Regions from separate parts of the Homo sapiens genome. Here regions 1 and 3 are each linked to region 2. A link is a contact called in ENCODE Hi-C or POLR2A ChIA-PET data. All regions are on one chromosome and are shown on one strand. Each heading gives the region's core, a stretch centred on a gene start or an enhancer-like site at or near the end of the contact. The rest is flanking DNA. Distances are from core to core; before and after follow the strand shown.

Evidence for each region. Hi-C counts contacts between places; a loop is a spot of excess contacts on that map. ChIA-PET counts read pairs that join two places held with the same protein, here RNA polymerase II (POLR2A). Pooled maps may share reads with other maps.
Region 1: a loop to region 2 is called in a map of dorsolateral prefrontal cortex, with 2.3 times the contacts of the local background. The contact joins two enhancer-like sites. A Hi-C loop is called at or near these places in 2 of 168 maps with a recorded cell type or tissue (dorsolateral prefrontal cortex and endothelial cell of umbilical vein) and 4 of 50 pooled maps. POLR2A ChIA-PET finds 5 or more read pairs at or near these places in 3 of 52 experiments (GM12878, H1 and common myeloid progenitor, CD34-positive).
Region 3: a pooled map shows a loop between it and region 2 (3-fold over the local background). The contact joins two enhancer-like sites. A Hi-C loop is called at or near these places in 1 of 168 maps with a recorded cell type or tissue (gastrocnemius medialis) and 6 of 50 pooled maps. POLR2A ChIA-PET finds 5 or more read pairs at or near these places in 2 of 52 experiments (GM12878 and common myeloid progenitor, CD34-positive).

What each region holds. Positions count from the first base shown.
Region 1 is chr20:20,757,833-20,761,705 of GRCh38, forward strand. No RefSeq gene overlaps it. Among named protein-coding and RNA genes, the nearest start is that of RALGAPA2, 47 kb to the left of the region's middle. Within about 2 kb of position 1,424, at least 6 of the 41 ENCODE cell types and tissues checked have a DNase peak (open chromatin) inside an H3K27ac peak, as active enhancers do.
Region 2 is chr20:20,667,104-20,670,829 of GRCh38, forward strand. All of the region lies in intron 3 of RALGAPA2 (Ral GTPase activating protein catalytic subunit alpha 2), which reads right to left. Among named protein-coding and RNA genes, the nearest start is that of RALGAPA2, 44 kb to the right of the region's middle. Within about 2 kb of position 1,673, at least 2 of the 41 ENCODE cell types and tissues checked have a DNase peak (open chromatin) inside an H3K27ac peak, as active enhancers do.
Region 3 is chr20:20,778,681-20,782,882 of GRCh38, forward strand. No RefSeq gene overlaps it. Among named protein-coding and RNA genes, the nearest start is that of RALGAPA2, 68 kb to the left of the region's middle. Within about 2 kb of position 1,956, at least 12 of the 41 ENCODE cell types and tissues checked have a DNase peak (open chromatin) inside an H3K27ac peak, as active enhancers do.

The DNA.
Region 1 (3,873 bases), core at 174-2,673, 90 kb after region 2:
TTGGCTTACTGCAGCCCCGACCTCCTGGGCTCAAGTGATCCTCCTGCCCCAGCCCCCGAGTAGCTAGAACTACAGGTGTGCACCACCATGCCCAGCTAATTTTTGCATTTTTGTTTGTATTGTTGTTGTTGTTTTGTTTTTTTTGTAGAGACAGGGTGTCACTATGCTGCCCAAGCTGGTCTCAAACTCTTGGCCTCAAGTGATTCTCCCGACTTGGCCTCACAAAGTGCTGGGATTACAGGCATGAGCCACCATGCCCAGCCCCTAAGATTAATATTTGTGTGAAAGTGATTGATTAAGGGAGTGCCCCCCAGGGACACACTAAAGAAATGGGAAAGCAGAAAGGGACAGGGAGGAAGCTAAGCAAGGTTGCAGGGTCTAGCAAAGTCCTGCAAAGTATGACTTCAGCCTGATCCTGCAAAGGACTCTGGGATGTAAGTCACACCTCAGAATTGCACCCTGAGACAGGGAGCTGAGCTCCCAGCACCCAATAATCACTGGAGGAGTAACTTCCCAGCACTCCAAGTTATTTGCACATTTGCACAAAATGTTTACATTTGCACAAAATTGTTCCAGTAGTGGAAGAACATACCTCCAAAGAGCGTAGATCAGGCTGTTGGAAGGAAAGCACACCCAAGTTTGAAGTGTTGGTGGGGAGTAAGGGGAGTGGCACACAAACACAGTGAAAAGGCATTCAAGAAAATATAGACACAGTGGGCTGGGTGTGGTGGCTCACGCCTGTAATCCCAGCACTTTGGGAGGCCAAGGCGGGTAGATCACGACGTCAGGAGTTTGAGACCAGCCTGGCCAACAAGGTGAAACCCTGTCTCTACTAAAAATACAAAAATTAGCCGGGTGTGGTGGCACGTGACTGTAATCCCAGCTACTCGGGAGGCTGAGACAGGAGAATTGCTTGAACCCGGGAGGCAGAGGTTGCAGTGAGTTGAGATCACACTATTGCTCTCCAGCCTGGGCTACAGAGCATGACTGTCTCAGAAAAAAAGAAAAAAAAATTCTAGACAGAGTGCTGACAGTGCCTGCTATAGATCACCCAACCTCTGGGAGCCTAACCTGTGATTTAGGAAGATGGGGATTTGTCCAGTCCAGGTGGTGGAATCCCACCAAACATGACCACAAACAAGAGTTTTTATGATTTTTGTTTGTTCATTTGTTTTGTTTTGTGTTTTGTTTGCTTATTTGTTTGTTTTTTGAGACAGAGTCTCACTCTGTTGCTCAGGCTGGACTGCAGTGGCCCAATCTCAGCTTATTGGAACCTCTTCCTCCCGGGTTCAAGCAATTCTCGTGCCTCAGCCACCTGAGTAGCTGGGATTACAGGCATGCACCACCACGCCTGGCTAGTTTTTGTATTTTTCGTGGAGATGGGACTTCTCCATGCTGCCTGGGCTGCTCTTGAACTCCTGGCCTCAAGTGATCCGCCTGCCTCAGCCTTTCAAAGTGCTGGAATTACAGGCATAAGCCACTGCACCAGGCCAAGTTTTTATAGTCTTTACGGACAGAATAAACTACCTAGCTCTGGACTTTGTGACATGATTTTATCAGTCACTTCCTTGTTTTCTTGTGTATCTGAGCTTTATTCAGTGCCAGGACTCTAGGGCAGAAGTTAAAAAAAATAAACTGGAAACAGTCATTGTGCATGCAATTGAAAATAAACAAAACGTTCCAGTGCTCTTTGTGCAGAAGATTTATTAACAAGTGTTTTTTGTTCGCTGGTAAATCAGGGGCTGTGACACTTCTTTCCTTTCAAATGGATTGCTGCAAAAGAAATTATAATAATTATAGCTTTGAGAATAATTTAATAATTTGTCAACACTTTTTTCCATCCAACAACCAGAACACAACAACAAATAGATGTATTTTTAGAAACACACCTGATGTTTTGCAGAAAACCATGAAGAAAACTACGAAAACATATTGAAAGAAAAATGTTAATCAACCTGTTCCTCACAAGATAATATCTGAGCAAATATGTACAAGAAGATATTACAGGATGATTATTTCTAATTAGATATGGGCATATGAACAATAAAGGTAATTAAACATATAGTGCCATGGAACATTCTCTATGGCCCAAATCATTGATATCAAATAACTTTAACAGTGAGATTACTATCCACATAACTGAGAAATAAATCAGGTTAAGCAAAGATCATGCCGCTTCATTATTGTTCATTTTGAGAGATTCATTTAAAACAAATTGATTTGGTCGAGCATGGTGATTCATGTCTGTAATCCCAGCACTTTTGGAGGCCAAGGTGGGCAAATCTCTTGAGGCCAGGAGTTTGAGACCAGCCCAGGTAACACGGCAAAAACTCATCTCTACTAAAAATACAAAAATTAGCCAGGTGTGGTGGTGCATGCCTGTAATCCCAGCTACTCAGGTAGCTGAGGCACGAGAATCGCTTGAACCTGGGAAGTGGAGGTTGCAGTGAGCCGAGATTGCACCAGTACACTCCAGCCTTGGCAACAGAGTGAGACTCTGCCTCAAAAATAATAAATAAATAAATAATAAAGCAAATTGATTCATTAGTCACCCAAATCATTTATTCTCTAAGTATAGATCAAACTATTCATGGATTATCTTTTTTGTGTTTTCAGAGACCCCTAAAATATTAAAGAATAATTCCAAATTATAGATAAATTATTTACAAAATAGTAGTCTTAAGCTACCAGTGTGTACCTGGTGATTTTTTGCTGAATTCTTTTTTTTTTTTTTTTAAGTTATAACCTGTATACAGCAAAGGGCAAAAATTGCAAATACACAGCTTGATAAATTTTAGACATGTCTACAGCCATGAAACCAACAAGACATAGAATGTTTCAAGCTCCTGAAAGGCTGTCTTGTCCCTCTCCAGGACCCCCCCAGAGGCAGCCACATCAGCATAGATGTTTTGTTTGCTTTTGAATTTCATGCATGTGGAATCCTACAGTATATATAGCCTTTTGTGTTTCACTTATTTTGCCCAACATTATGTCTGAAATTCATCCTTGTTGGTGTGTTTCTTACTTCTTTAACTACATAATTTTCCCTAAAGAACTTAACAAACTTTGATAGTTAAGGCTTATCTTTTGTATTGGACAGATTTGGAGGATTGAAACTAAGCTAAAATTCTTTGCCTTGATTGACTTGCTCTAATCCCACAGTCTCAAATTGTCAAAGGAAACGTAATGTTTTGTAATACCATAATAATTTTGAACAATTCTACTTGCAATTTCGGTAGCGTTCTATATTTATTGATTATTAAATCAGGTTGCATTTCCACTTCCAAACTAGAAGACAGATGAAAAGCTATCTGGCTAAATAAAATTTTCATCACATAAATTCATTGACTTGCCTGAGGCTGTAAGTGCAATTTAACTTCAGCCTCATCTAAAAACCTCCATGGGCTGATGTCTGAACAGCTATTTCTCCTACACTAACAACTAAAATGCAGTTGGTAAAGGGATGAGACATTCACCTTAGATGGTTGCAAAGGTATTCATCCATTGTGAGGTACAGAAAGACTTAAGGTCCTCCTGAGGTTCTTTGTAAATGAAAGTGACCTCAAGATCTGAGGCAAAGAGCTACATGCACAGATAAGAGAAACAGGCTGTGAGCAAGGTTACCCCCGGGCAGTCAGCAATCTGCAGAGGGGTTGGCTGGTGTGGCTGGCCCTCTGGGTTTCCTTTGGGCCCTCTATCTATTAGGCAACACTTCCTGGCATTGAATTTTTCTGGATGGCATGATGCTTAACAAAAACACTCCAATAAGCTGCAAAAATCAAGCCTGTCACTGAAGCTCAGAGAACAACTTCTGCTAATACAGTGTCAAAATAAATCATCAATCAATGAATACTCTCTGATCAGACAGAATGG
Region 2 (3,726 bases), core at 423-2,922:
AACATTCAAATTACTGGATTGCATATACAAAACAATGCTACAGAGAGTGAAAATCAGCCATTTGTTTCATCTTATTGGCACTGTACTGGATATAGCTATATTACTATTATCAGGAAAATCATTAAAAATTCTTTTCCCCTACTCTAAGGAAAAAAATTAGGGGCTAAATCCACTATCTATATAAGCTCACCTGGAGCAATGAAGAACAAGAGACCCAGTGCTGAATTCCATTAAAGTAAGACATAGATTCCACTACATCCCTGGATTCACCACTGGTCAAATTATGAATCCCAAACATAACTACACCCAGACTGTGCACATGCTGAGTCCAGCCATCCAATCCAGCATAACACCAAACTGCAGAGAAGGAAGGGAGTCAGTACATATAGGCGTGTAATAAATCGCAAGCAATCAAATTTCAATACCAAAGGAAAAACAAAAGCTAGCATCCACAATATTATTTTTCTTTCTCTGTATGTCCTAGAAGAAACCCACATGTCATCTGCACTTGCTGTGTGGTTCACCTGCTGCAGTTTGCCTCTTCCACCAATGCTTCTCAAATAAGAATCTCCTACCAAAGGACGGGTGAGAAAGAGACATGGTGCATCATCCTGGAGTGCACTGAAACTGTTTTCTTTATCTTGAAGGGGAAACAGATGGAGAAAGGTTGAAGGTGTGGTGGGGAGATGAAGTCCTAAGGAATTTGGCTAGCCTTTATTTAACATTATTTTCATTTTAAAAAATGCATGAAAACAGTAGAATGACATTGTGCATGGCTTTTCAATTCTGTTTGCAGAGGGTCACTTTGGAGCCATGCTTCTCCAACCTGTGGAGGTAAATGCTCATTCCCCTCAGCCAAGGGCACTCTGGTAATAAGAAGAAGCCCAGAGAAACCATTTCAGTAAAATCCTAAACCTTAAGTCAAAGTCCCCTGCATTACAAGGATACAGATGTACAAGATACTAAGGATTTAACCATGTTTAACAATGAAAAGTGGTCTTTCAAACGATGAGATACGGCTCTACTGGAGGACTCTAGAGCCTCCCTGTCCAATACAGTAGCCACTAGCCACATGGATCACCTGAGGCCAGGAGTTTGAGACCAGCCTGACCAATATGGTAAAATCTCATCTCTACTAAGAATACAAAAATTAGCCAGGCATGGTGGCAGGTGCCTGTAGTCCCAGCTACTTGGGAGGCTGAGGCAGGAGAATTGCTTGAACCCATGAGGCGGAGGTTGCAGTGAACCAAGATAGTGCCACTGCACTCCAGCCTGAGCAACAGAGCGAGACTGTGTCTCAAAAAAAGAAAAGAAAAGAAAAGAAAAAAGTAACAAAGGATTGTTAAGTCACGGTTGTTGGCTTTGGAAGAATTTGCTTTTCTTGTTCATTTTATATGTCCTTGTCCCTCTTCCACTCAAAAATATGTACAAAAATGCACATAAAAAACATGGAGTTAGAGTTTTTACACTCTCATTAGGAAACTAAGGCATAGCCACATTAAGGGATAACTATGGATATCCAGCCACAGTCAAATGATAACACAAGGCAGGGCTATTATATGAGTCCAAAGGAAAGAATGAGCACTTCCAGCAGGAGTTGCCAGGAGAAATTGGTGGGTCTAAACAGGTCCTGAGAGAATGGGCCAGATGGGGAGAAGAGCTAAGGGCAGTCCCTGAAAAGAGAACTGAATAAACTAAGAGGCAGAAGTGAAACTATGCAAAGAGAGATAAAGGGGCAGTGTTAGCCCGACAGAGCACTTCCACAGAGTAACCACAAAATATGAAGAAGAGCTACACTGAGAGCCAGGGAGAGGACTGTGAGTGTTAGACCAGCCTGGGCCACACTTTACAGACTATAAAGAACTCATTCAGGTCTCTAGGAAGGCTAATGACAAGATAGAAACAGGGTTTAATATAGTGGGGTAATTTAAATAAAATTTAGAATAAAGAATCTGTTTATCTGTGATTTCAAATCCTGTGATATTTGAAGAACATCCAAATGAGTGGCACTCCAATGCCAGAACATGTTTACGTTTTGAAATTAAGCCTCTTGTGTCGATGTATTTTAATTGGAGTGTGGGAGGGTGAGGAAATATCAAATTCTATAAACTTTCTAAAACATACATGTATAACTCCAAACTATTCTATTTCTCTAGTAAAAGGGGATGGCATACAACATGGCAGAAAGCTTGAAACAGTATCTCTGAATTAACTATATTGTCTTATTCTCTGTATTCTTGATGTGCTGACATCTGGGGCCTCAATGACATAGGAAGGATGCCCCTCCAAGGGTTAGCAAATTCCCAAAGATAGTGGCTCAGAGCATGTTTCTGATATGCAAACCAACCAATCCCAAATCCGTAACCCCAACCACATCCTTTTATGGACTCTATCCCCCTCCCCTCAATCATCCAGGGGCCAGGTGCTGGACAACCAGGAGCTACCCCTACAGCCCTGTCAGCTGAAATTATTCAAACTATCCAGTCCTAAGCCTATGTAGTTTACTTACCTGGCCTTGCCCATTCCTTCCTGCAAAAAAACACAATAAAAGCTCCTGCCCTCAGTTCTGTCTCTGTCGCTCCCTTTCCTCTTTGCGTACTGATTTTGCCTTGGTGCTTCCCTGTTTGGCTCTGTGTGACATGTCTGTTTCTAGAGGCCTGTGAGCATAATTAAAACTTCTTCCTTCATAACAATCATTTTCATGTTTCTGTGCCTTACCACACCTGATTAAAACGAATCTCAGGTACCATTAAAATAACCTGTCAAGCTTGAATCCAGAAGGTTCTCAATGTGAATTATTTGATCTTGAGACCCATTCACCAAGTACCTTGTGTTTCTACACCAACTCTCCTTTCCCTTATGCAGGTAACTAATTCAAGAACCATCACCAAAATATCACTTCTGAAAAGAACCATTCAGGATTTTCTGTGATTCAGAAGGTCATTACTGGAGCTCTGACATGAATTCATTCTTACCAGTAGACTCTTCCGCTCACCACGAAATGGTAATTTATACTCCATGAGGACGGGAGGCTCTGGCTACCTTGCTCATTGTTGTATCTCCAGCACCTACGTGTGTCTGACACAGTGCATACCTAATAAATGTGTCTGATGAATAAATGAATTGTAAAGAATAGTATATGTTGATATAGACAGCCTATGGAATACAGCTTAGAAAGAATACCAACACTCCTAAGTGGTAGGCAGCATGCCAGTAAGTTAGAATAATAGGTTCTAGAGTTAGACTAAAGGTTAAATCCCTACTCTCCCATTTACTAAGTGTGCACCCTTGGGCAAGTCACCTAACCCTACAAAGCCTCCAACATTTCATTCATAAAAACTGGGAAGACCAAACCTACTTCAGAAGGAAAGGATTAAACAGACTAGCCCATGTAAAACATGTAGATTCCGGTTAAGATGGTAAATGTAAATTCATGTTGTGGAGTCCCACATCATCATCCCCACATCTCCATTTGAAAGACAAAGCAATGATGGATGAAATATGGTTTTTAAAGTACAGTAAGAGTCATAACCATAGTAAAAAAAAAAAAAAAAGTATGATAGGCCAGGCATAGTGGCTCATGCCTGTAATCCCAGCACTTTGTGAGGCCGAGGCACATGGATCACCTGAGGTCAGGAGTTCAAGACCAGCCTGGCCAACATGGTGAAACCCTGTCTCTACTAAAAAATATAACAATTAGCCGGGCACGGTGGCAGGCACCTGTAG
Region 3 (4,202 bases), core at 706-3,205, 110 kb after region 2:
ACCAGTGTTAGCAAGGAGGAGAAACAGTAGAAATGCTTATATACAAATGGTGGAAGTAAATGTTACTACAGTCATTTTAGAAAATTATTTGTTAGAAAACTAAACATCTGAGCCAAGCATTTTTGGCAGAATTCTGAACATGTACTCATCTATGGAAATGTACTAAAATGTTCACAGCAGCACAGTTCATATTAACCTCTGCCTGGGGCTCAGCACACAATACCCTGAAGTATGGCCCCTTGGCGTGCTGAGTACTCTGAACTGAAGGAGACTGGAGGGGCCTCAGAAGCAAAGCCTCTGACCTCCTCCTGCCCTTGTTCTCCTCTCCCTTTCCTCCCGCAAGCCATGTCATAGAAACCAGGATTCCTCTTTTCCTGAAGTGGGTCATAGAAACTAGAACTCCTTTCCCCCAAGGCAAGCCACAAAAGCTAGAAAGGACACTCTCTGATACGCCTCCTCTGAAGGTAGGCCATAAGACCCTCTTCCAAGAGGGATCCTGCTTGGATCTAGGAGGAAGAAATGCTGTATACACAGAGGCCAATAATATGAACAAACATTTTAAAAATCTTAAATAACTGTAAAAAATTAAAAGATAAAAAATAAATGATAAATCTAAGAAAAAAATTAAAGGCCAGTTGCATTGTAATCCCAGCACTTCGGGAGGCCAAGGTGAGAAGATTGCTTGAGGCCAAGAGTTGGAGACAAGCCTGGCCAACATGGTAAAACCCCCGTCTCTACTAAAAATACAAAAATTAGCCGGGTGTGGTGGTGCACTCCTGTAATTCCAGCTTCTTGGGAGGCTGAGGCACAAGAATCACTTGAACCCTGGAGGTAGAGGTTGCAGTGAGCCTAGATCGCGCCACTGTACTCCAGCCTGGGTGACAGAGCAAGACTGTCTCAAAAAAAAAAAAAAAAAAAAGAAAGAAAGAAAGAAAGAAAAGGAAAGGAAAAAAACGGAAAGAACCTGAACAAGTAAAGGGTCTTTGCTGGGTTCTCCCACTCCATCCCTTTTATTATCATTGGACTTTTTGTCCAATCACGCTTCTCCACAACTATCCACTTCTTTATTCGGACTTAGCATACAAAACAGGGCAAAATGAAACAGTTTTCCCTGGGGTTTGGGTCTTCACTTCTGAAGTCTCCCATATCATGTAAAACTTGGATAAACATATGTGTTATACTTTTTCTCTTGCTGGCCTGTCTTTTGGTAGAAGAGTGTCAGCCACAACCCTTGTGATGAGTGAGGAAAAGGCATTACCTTGTCATCCCCTGCACCCCAAACTGGGAAGGATCCAAATACTCAGCAAGAGTAGAATGCATAAATAAATTATGGTGCTGTCATAGAGTAGAATACTGTGTTATACAGCAATAAAGCTGTTCCTCTATAATTGGTGCACATTTCTGTATTATGCTGTAGCTCAATAAGAGGTTTATTAAAAAGGAATATCTGATCAATATTTGTTTCTGTTTTCAAAACATTAAAAAAATTCTCTGTGTCTTTAAACTCTATTTTTTTTTAATTAATAGCAATGTAATTGGTCCATCTATCCTTGCTCAACTCAGCATGTACCAAACCCAGCAAGAGTGAAGCCAGGGCTTGGCATGGTCTGGGCGTGTCCCTTCTAGATGCTAGCAGGATTCCTTCCAGGTTATGTTGCAAGCAACATTGCCTCATTAAATACTTGTACTGATGGGGATATCAAAGCTTGCACTCCAAAATGGAAACCGAGCTACAATTGCAATCGAATTTTGAGAAAATGTAGTTTTTGAACACAGTGGGGATGAACAAGAGGGGCTCAGACCAGAGGGTATTTTCTTATACTCCCTGAAAAGGAGGTGTCAGATCACCACTATAGCAATCATCACCATAATTAGCTGAGACTTCCTCTTTAGTGGTTGCTCAACACCTTCATTTGACTCTGCTGCTCACTCTAGCTGCCTGGGAGTTGGTGCCGGCATTTCGCAACACAGCCGGTCCTTGCCTACCAACCGCACTGTCTGCCAAGCCAAGAAGGTGGAGAAACTGCAGGTTCATGTTACAGGCTGAGCCAGGGGAGGTTTCTGAGCCCTCTCTAGCACTTGGCCTAAGCCTCCAGACTTCTCTGTCATACCCCAATGGTGCCAAATATCCAGAAACTAGCTTCCTAAAGTGGCTTTAACAAAAATCAACTTTATTGAGGTTTCATTTAATGCAATAAACAGCATCCATGTTGTAATGGGTATGATTTCGTGAGTTTTGGGAAGATAAACATAAATCCATGGCCATAATCAAAATCATGGACGCAATCGAATCACAAAGCATGTCTTTCCTCCCTAAAATTTTCTCAAACCCCACTGCAAACCCCCACCTCATCATCACTGTAGACTAGTTCACATTTTCTAGAATAAACTGGCTTTTGGATAAATGAGGGTGGGGATGTGCCAACCTAAGCATGTTTCACATATGCACACACATGTGTATAGACGTACTTCTTTCTTGGAAGGGAGTCCCTTCCTGCAGCTCATGCCAAGGCAGACAGCCCTAGGTGGCTTCAGAGCATATCCTGTGACCTCCTGGACATAGGGTTGCAACAGGATGGGGCACCTGACCCAGCACCTTGCAAGGAGGGTTGACCGGAGTGCTCTGCAGGGGCAGAAGTTCTGAGTCAGCTCAAGTGGGGACACAGAGATATTCAGGGGCTAGGATGGTGGGTGGTGGCGGTAACTGCGGAGCAACAGGGGCAAAAGTGGCTGAGCCCTGAAACGGAGTTCTCGCTGTGCTGGAGGCTGGAGCTGGAGATCAAGGTGTTGTCGGCGGGGTTGGCTTCTCGTTGGGCAGGGTGGCTTCCTCTCAGGCCTCTCTCATTGGCTTGCAGGTGGCCATCTGCTCCATGTGTCTGCACACGCTTTTCCTCCTGCAAGTGCCTGTGTCCTCATCTCCTCTTCTCCTAAGGACACCAGTCACATTGGAGTAGGAACTGCCCGTGTGACCTCGTTTTACCTTTATTACCTGTTTAAAGGCCTTAACTCCTAAGAAGGTCACATTCTGAGTTTCTGGGGGCTAGCATATCAAAATATGAATTTGTGGGGCACACGATTCAGTCCAGCATCCATAAAGGTGGCGGATGGGTGAACTCCTCCTGTTGTGGGCTGGGGGTTCAATGTCTCCTCAATGGAACTGAGCCCCTGGGATCAGGAACTGCTCTTGGTCCCAGACAGGAGTCCTGAATTTCAGTCCCTGTGAGGCCTCCCTCAGCACAACTGTCTGTGAGTTCCTAATTTTCCTGTTGCTTTTGTTCCTCATCTTTTCTTGGCATAAACCCCTGTTACCTGAGGATGACCCAACTGAGTAGCTGTTCCCAGGAGGTAAAATTATAAAGCCCGTTGGATTATAGCATCTATGGCCTAATTACAAATAGAAAGCAGGGAGAAGGGGTGAGAAGTGAATTCTTGGCCTAGTGGGAGAGGAAAGAAGTGGCTAACCCCTTTCCTTTTACTAGTCATAAAAACCTTTTTTGTTGTTGTTCTGGCAATCAAGGTAACAATAAAATAAGACAATTATTACCAAGAGGTATTCCCTATGCCCATTTAAATCGGTGCTCATAAACTTGTCTTGGGCATACAGGCCAGAAGTGCCTCATGTGTTTTTTGATAAAACGTCCTCCCGAGGGCAGGCAGAAATAGCAGAGCACAGGCTCCGCTCTGTGGGGTCATGGGTTTCAGAGCAGCTGATAGGGGAATTTGCTAGGCTCCGCACTTTCCTAATATAACCTGCCAAGTTTTCTCAGCAAAGTAGGCTTCTGGCCCAAAGGAATGAGATAAAGGCAAGTTCTTAAAGAAAAAGGATTCAAAAACCATAGCATCCAACGATGAAACAGGAAAGTGTTTCTACCGTGTGGAGGAGGTAGAAGTTCACATGGCAGGATGTACTTTTTATTTATGCCTCGTAAGTCAAACAGAACACAAAAAAGATTTGGGAAAGTGTTATTGCCAAAGAGCGACATTTTTATGAGGAAAGAAAGTTCAAGGGTTAACTCTTTTCCAGTTAGTTTATGCAGAGGCTGCAAACACATGGTCTTGAGGGCCAGAGCTCACCCACAGACAGGTTTTGTTAGCTTGTCCTGCAATATATTTAAAAATGTGTATAGATCTGAATAAGTTACCAAACTTTAAAAATTAGATTTTTTGCAAGTATCTACATTTCTGATTTTCCTTCAGCAACG